Regions from separate parts of the Homo sapiens genome. Here region 2 is linked to region 1. The links are chromatin contacts, found by Hi-C or POLR2A ChIA-PET in ENCODE. All regions are on one chromosome and are shown on one strand. Each heading gives the region's core, a stretch centred on a gene start or an enhancer-like site at or near the end of the contact. The rest is flanking DNA. Distances are from core to core; before and after follow the strand shown.

The links. Hi-C counts contacts between places; a loop is a spot of excess contacts on that map. ChIA-PET counts read pairs that join two places held with the same protein, here RNA polymerase II (POLR2A). Pooled maps may share reads with other maps.
Region 2: a loop to region 1 is called in a map of tibial artery, with 5 times the contacts of the local background. The contact joins the promoter of INSR here to the enhancer-like site in region 1. A Hi-C loop is called at or near these places in 22 of 168 maps with a recorded cell type or tissue (CD14-positive monocyte, GM12878, HCT116 and 14 more), 26 of 37 single-sample maps with no recorded cell type and 24 of 50 pooled maps. POLR2A ChIA-PET finds 5 or more read pairs at or near these places in 16 of 52 experiments (BJ, GM10248, GM12878 and 12 more).

The regions. Positions count from the first base shown.
Region 1 is chr19:7,241,175-7,244,664 of GRCh38, forward strand. The region is part of intron 2 of INSR (insulin receptor); the gene reads right to left. Among named protein-coding and RNA genes, the nearest start is that of INSR, 51 kb to the right of the region's middle. Within about 2 kb of position 1,942, at least 11 of the 41 ENCODE cell types and tissues checked have a DNase peak (open chromatin) inside an H3K27ac peak, as active enhancers do; they include CD14-positive monocyte, GM12878, OCI-LY7 and 4 more, where a contact is called at or near this core.
Region 2 is chr19:7,292,657-7,296,146 of GRCh38, forward strand. It overlaps INSR (insulin receptor), which reads right to left and starts at 1,758. Exons shown (of 22, transcript NM_000208.4): 1 at 1,136-1,758. The coding sequence starts at 1,235. RefSeq lists an enhancer at 200-958 and silencers at 940-999, 1,050-1,189, 1,330-1,609, 1,630-2,019, 2,160-2,339.

The DNA of each region.
Region 1 (3,490 bases), core at 692-3,191:
TTGTTTTTTTTTTTTTTTTTAAGAGATGAGGCCTTGCCCTGTTGTCCAGGCTGGAGTGCAGTGGTGTGATCGTAGCTCACTGCAGCCTCCAACTCCTGGGCTCAAATGATCCTCCCACTTTAGCCTCGTGAGTAGCCAGAACTACAAGAACATGCCGCCACCCCCGGCTAAATTTTTTTAAATTTTTGGTAGAGATGGGGTCTTGCTATATTGCCCAGGCGGGTGGATCACTGGAGGTCAGGAGTTCGAGACCAGCCTGCCAACATGGTGAAACCCCGTCTCTACAAAAATACAAAACTTTGCCAGGCATAGTGGCGTGCACCTATAATCCCAGCTACTTGGGAGGCTGAGGCAGGAGAATCACTTGAACCCGGGAGGCAGAGGTTGCAGTGAGCTGAGATCGTGCCAGTGCACTCCAGCCTGGGCGACAGAGCGAGACTGTCTCAAAAATAATAAAATAAAAATAAATCAGCTGGGCATGGTGGCACATGCCTGTGATCCCAGCACTTGGCAGTATCCGGAGACATTTTTGGTTGTCATGACTTGGGGTTGCTACTGGTATTGAGTGGAGGCCAGGGATGCTACTAAGCTTCCTGTAATGTACAGGGCAGTCCCCACCACGGAGAGGGGTTCAGCCCAGAATGCTAACACTGTTGAGGCTGAGAAACCCTGCCTAAACTCATTAAATTTAAAAAAAGAAGAAAACAAGCCAGGCACAGTGGCTCATGCCTGTGCACTCTGGAAGGCCGCAGTAGGAGGATCACTGGACGTCAGGAGTTCGGGACTGGCCAACATGGTGAAACCCCGTCTCTACTAAAAGTACAAAAATTAGCCAGGTATGGTGGTATGCACCTGTAATCCCAGCTGCTTAGGAGGCTGAGGCAGGAGAATTGCTTTGAACTCAGGAGGCAGAAATTGCAGTGAGCCAAGATCATGCCACTGCACTCTAGCCTGGGTGACAGAGTGAGACTCTTGTCTCAAAAAAAAAAAAAGAAGAAGGAGGAGGAGAAGGAGAAGGAAAAGGAGAAAGAGAAGGAGAAGGAGGCAAGCCAGATGTGGTGGTGTGTTCCTGTAGCCCCAGCTACTTGGGAGGCTGAAGCTTGAGGATCCCTTTAGCCCAGGAGTTTGAGGCTGTGGTGTACTATGGCTGTTTCTGAATAGCCACTGTACTGGGCAACATGGTACACATCTTTTTAAACATTCTTTCTAAAAACAGCAAATTTCATTTTATGTGTGACTTTTACTATAAATAAAAATGTTTTTAAAATAATAAAAGTTCAGCCGGGTGTGGTGGCTCATGCCTGTATTCCCAGCATTTGAAAGGCTGAGGAGGAGGGCAGATCACTTGAGGTCAGGAGTTCGAGACCAGCCTGGCCAACATGGTGAAACCCCGTCTCTACTAAAAACACAAAAATTAGCCAGGTGTGGTGTGGGCGCCTGTAATCCCAGCTACTCAGGAGGCTGAGACAAGAGAATTGCTTGAACCCGGGAGGTGGAGGTTACAGTGAGCCAAGATCGCACCACTGCTCTCCAGCCTGGGTGACACAGCGAGACTGCCTCAAAAAAAAAAAAAAAAAAAACAGCTACAACTCTGCAACTCTGGTGTAATATCATGAAACCAAAAATATTTGCATGTTGTGTACCACAGAAGCTATTTATAAATGAAAATTTTGGCCTAAAAAAAAAGAAAGAAAAGGAATCCAAATCAGAACTCCTCTAAAAAAGCAGTACCCTGTTTTCAGTGTTGGGCTACTGCTAAAGCAGAGAAAAATGAGGTTTTGGGAAGCGGGACAGATTCTTAGAGCCATGTTAGCAAAATTACCAAACCCCATCCCCCCAACACAGACACACACACCACTCTTAGTCTTGAACAATAAAGACATACAAGGAGCACAGACTCCAGATGGCAGACTAAAAAAACATTATTAGATTTCCAATGAAAACTTTTGCTGTAGTGGTTCTAACGTGACACAGCCCTACAAAAATAAAGATGAATCACGGCCCATTTCGAAGGAGAGGTCTGACTGCCTTACGTCACAGCCAGTCACACACTGTTTTGGTTTTTTTTTTTTTTTTTTTTTTTTTTTTTGAGATGCAGTCTAGCTCTACTGCCCAGGCTGGAGTGCAGTGGTGCGATCTCGGCTCACTGCAACCTCCGCTTCCTGGGTTCAAGTGATTCTCCTGCCTCAGCTTCCCGAGTAGCTGGGATTACAGGCGTGCGCCACCACACCTGGCTAATTTTTGTATTTTTAGTAGAGACGGGGTTTCACCATGTTGGCCAGGCTGGTCTCGAACCCCTGACCTCCAGTGATCTACCTGCCTCAGCCTCCCAAAGTGCTGGGATTACAGGCATGAGCCACCGCACCTGGCCTAAATTTTTTCTTAAGTTATCAAAGAATTGCTTCCCCCCAAAAGTTATGGCACCATAAAATTTGTCAATGAATACTCAGTTACCTGCTATTTCATTTTATGTGGCTAGAACACAATAAATAATCCAAACTGATGAAGACATTGCAAAATAAAACCAACCAAAAACATAGCCCAATTTCACTCATGAACACAGATGGCAAGAATTCAGAAAACGAAACAAAGCAAACCTAGCAAATCGAATTCAACGTTATGCTGAAAGAATAATTCATCACAACCAAGTAGGTTTTACCACAGGAAAGCAAGGATGATTTTATATTAGGAAATCTATTAAACATAGATGTCGGATAATACCATTGTTAAATATTTAATGTTAGTCTAGAAGCCCTGGTCAATAGAATAAGATTTAAAACCGAAACAAGAGGTATGATTTTAGACATAATTTTTTTCATGCTTCCAGAACTGAGCAGACATAATTTTTTTAAATGACCATAATTTGTAGAGGACGAAATTGCACACAATGAATAAAACAATTTAAAAACCTACCAATCAATTTCACTAAAGTATCTGGATTCAGGGTAAATATGCTATTCATAGTAGCCATAACTAACACAACAAAACTCTGTGATACAGAAATCAGGAACCATCGTCACAAAAATAATACAGGATAAAGATGAAGAAAGGACAATATAAAAGATTTGAACAAATTGGCTGGGCGCAGTGGCTCATGCCTGTCATCCCAGCACTTTGGGAGGCCGAAGTGGGCAGATGACTTGAGGCCAGGAATTCGAGACCAGCCTGGCCAACATGGTGAAACCCCGTCTCTACTAAAAATACAAAAATTAGCCGGGCATGGTGGTGTGTGCCTATAATCCCAGCTACTCAGGAGGCTGAGGCACAAGAATTGTTTGAACTTGGGAGGCAGAGGTTGCAGTGAGCCGAGATCGTGCCACTACTCTCCAGCCTGGGTGACAGGGCGAGACTCTGTCTCAAAAAGAAAAAAAAAGATTTGAGCAAATGGAAAAGGAGATCCCATACCTGCCCGGAAAGGAAAAATACGAAAGTATTGATTTCTTAATTTATGGATTTTAACCCATTTTTCCATTTGTCCCAAGAATAATCT
Region 2 (3,490 bases), core at 508-3,007, 51 kb after region 1:
TCTGAAACAGTAACCCAACAGATATTTTTAAAGCAGGGCCTCAGACCCCACAGTGGGAAACCCAGGCTATATTCCTTAAATGATTGCGCCATCTTCATCTTACAACCCCAAAGGTGCCTATTGTCAAGCCCAAGGAAGATGCTGCCCACACGTGGGAGAGGGGCCCATGGGGTCAGGGGGAACGAAAGGCTCACTCAAGGTCAAAGGCTCCTTCATGAAGCGCAGGGCTGAGGGGAGAGGAGGGGTCAAGGAGACAGCAGACAAGGGACAGTAGTCCAGATTCTTGGGCAGAACGGGACACACAGAGGCTCAAGTCCTGGCTCTGGCACTGACTTTAGGGCAAGGGAGTTATGCGTCCTACATGAGCCTCAGTTTACTCCTCTGTGAAATGGGTGCATAACTGTATCTGCCTCCGGGGGCCACTGTGACAGTCCAGAGAGATAAGATAGACTAGGCTGTGGCGTGCGGTGATACCAATTACAATAAATAGGGTAAAAAACCGCCACTACTTCTGCTACAATTGCTGCTGTTGCTAAGGCTTTAGAATTTGCCTCCGGACATCTGGAAACAGAACCCAAAAGGGTAAACATGGACCTAGAGTCCGGGGTGGCCACGGGCCTAGATCCAAGGTAGTTGGGTAGAGGGGGGCTCTGCAGTCCCTGACCCCAGGCAGCGTCACCCACCGGTGAGGCACTCAGGGCGCTTGGCTCTACCTACACCATATGCGCTCGGGGGACTTGGCTGTTCGGGGCTGTCCAGACCCAGTGACCCCACTTCCCGGCCGCGACCCAAAGATGACGCGTGTCGTGTCTCCGGAGCGACTTGGGCTCGGAGGGGCCGGGGCACGGGTCGGAGGCGCGCTCCAGAGAGGAGCCCGCGGCGGGGCGGGCACCGGGGCAAGGTTCCTCGGGCTCAGGTCGGGCACGCAGGGCGCGGAGGCGCGAGCCCGGGCGGGCAAAGGCCAAGGTCAGAGGCTTCCCGCTCCCCCTACGCGATGCAGGAGCTACCGTCCTGGCCACCGCCCCCCGCCCCTGGGGAGGGTTCTCAGTCCACAAGCGGGGGCTCGATTTTGGCTTGGGTGGGGTCCTCTCCCCATCGCGGCGCTCCCCGCCCACGCCCGCGCCCCCAGACTCACCCTCTCCGGGGTACAGGTGGCCCGCGGCGCCCAGTAGCAGCGCGGCCACCGCCACCAGCAGCGGCGCGGCCGCCGCCCCCCGCCGGCCCCCGGTGGCCATGGCTGCGGGAGCGCGGGGTCTCCTCGGATCAGAGCGCGCGGCGCTGGCCCGCGGGGGTCATGCTCCGAGGCGGCCACCCAAGAGGCGCTGGGGGCCGCGCGTCCTTCTCTTCCACGCCCGCGACCCGCGGGCCGCAGCCCCCCTGCCGGGGAGGGCCCAGAGGCAGCCCCGGGAAGGGCGCGCGCGGCTTCGCCAGCTACAAATACTGAGCGGAGGCCCTTGCGGTGGTGGCCCCGACCCCCCGGCCGCTGCGGCCCGGGCCCCGTCCCAGGATCTCGGGGCCCGGAGCTCCGCGCTGCGCCCGGGACTGTCTCTCGGCTCTCGGCCCCGCGCGCTCTGGGTCGCGATCTGCGGGCTCCGGGACAGAGGGACGCGCGGACCGACGGACTAGCTGACTGGCGGGCGGGCACCTGGGCTGGCGGGTGGCGGGCGGGCGGCGGGAGAGAGGGCTGCTCGGGCCCGTAAACAACGCGGCCCGTCAGCTGGGCCCCGTGCGGGCCGCGGGAAAAGGCGGCGCGGATCTGGCCTAGGAAGGGACTCTGCGCCCGGGAGAGGCCCAGGAGAGGGAGGGAAAGCTTGCAGGGGAGGGAGGTGCCGCCCGGCCCCGCCCCGCCCCGCCCGCCTCCCCGCCTCCCTGTGCCGGGCCCCGCGCGGGAGGCCCTGGGCGCGCCGGGACCGAGGGCGCGCCCCAGATCCGCGCGCCCTACAGCCCCGAGTCTCCTCCAGTTTCAGACCCCCGGAGGCGCCCCACAGGCCCGACGCAGCGGCACAGATCCTTTCTCTACCATTTTGCTATTTTGTTCATAGTGGGCTTTGGAGGATTCCTGTTGATTTTTTAAAAAATACTGCATTAAAATGTTTATTTTGGTGACTCGAGGTGGTTTTGGTTTCTTTCTTTTTTTTTTTTTTTCACTCCCTTAAATTTTGCACCCCAGGCGAGTAGTGTCTCACTCGCCTTTCCTCAGTCCGGGCCTGGCCAGCGACACTCGTCCCAGAGCGCGTGGGCGCCCCCAGATGTCCCGCCCGCGAGTGCGCCCCGGCCCAGGGGCGAGACCCAAGCCAGGCCCCTGGGGACAGCCACGTGCCCGCGTGCCCAGTGCGCTCCCTGTGTTCAAGTTGGAGAAATGACACCTGGAAAAATGTGCAGACGCTTCTGAAAGGGCAAAGACGACGCCAAAGAAGACGCCGGAGACCTCGAATAGGGCGCAGGTGGACATCTCTGATTTTCAGCAGACCAGCCTGTATGTGTCTGAAGTCTAGCAACGACATTCACCAACAAGGCGGGACAGCGGTTCCACCTACCTTACTGCAGGAGAGGAAGGGGCTTTCAGTATAGGAAAGCCAGAACTCAATGGGAGGAGGGTTCCTCCACCCCTCACTCCTGTGTGGTCTTGGACCAGGGACTTTTCTGTCTCTGGGCCAGTTTCACTTGTGTAATGGGTTTAATAATACCTGCATGCCAGTTCTGGGGAGGTACCCGGGAAAGAAAACTTAAGAAAGCGCCCAGCACAACCCTAGACCCAAGGCATTCATTCTTCTTTCATTCAATAAACAGTTTGCTAGGAGCTGGACCCACTGTTCATGCAACAGGCCAAACCTATTCCTGCCTCTGGGCCTTTGCCCCAGCATTTCCCTTGCCCGTAACACTCCAGGATGGCTTCATCTCTGAAGTGCCATCCCTAACCATATTTTTGCAAATCCTCCCCCCAGTTCCGTTTCCTTCTCTCTCTCTCTCTCTCTGTTTTTTTTTTTTTTTTTTTTTTTTTTTTTTTTTTTTTTTTTTTAGATGGAGTTTTTCTCTGTTGCCCAGGCTGGAGTGCAATGGCCAGATCTCAGTTCACTGCAACATCACCTGCCTGGGTTCAAGTGATTCTCCTGCCTCAACCTCCCAAGTAACTTGGATTACAGGCATGCGCCAGCACACCCAGCTAATTTTCTGTATTTTTAGTAGAGACAGGATTTCACCATGTTGGCCTGGCCGGTCTCAAACTCCTGACCTCAGGTGATCCACCGGCCTTGGCCTCCCAAAGTGCTGGGATTACAGGCCTGAGCCACTGCGCCTGGCCCCTTCTCTCTCATTTTCATAGCATGTTTACCCCACTACCTGCAATTGTTTGTTTTTTTTTTTTCTTTTCTTTCTTTTTTTTTCCTTTTGACAGAATCTTGCTGTCACCCAGGCAGGAATGCAGTGGTGCAATCCTAGCTTACTGCAGCCTTGAACTCCTGGCCTCAAGCAATCCTCCTGCCTTGGCCTC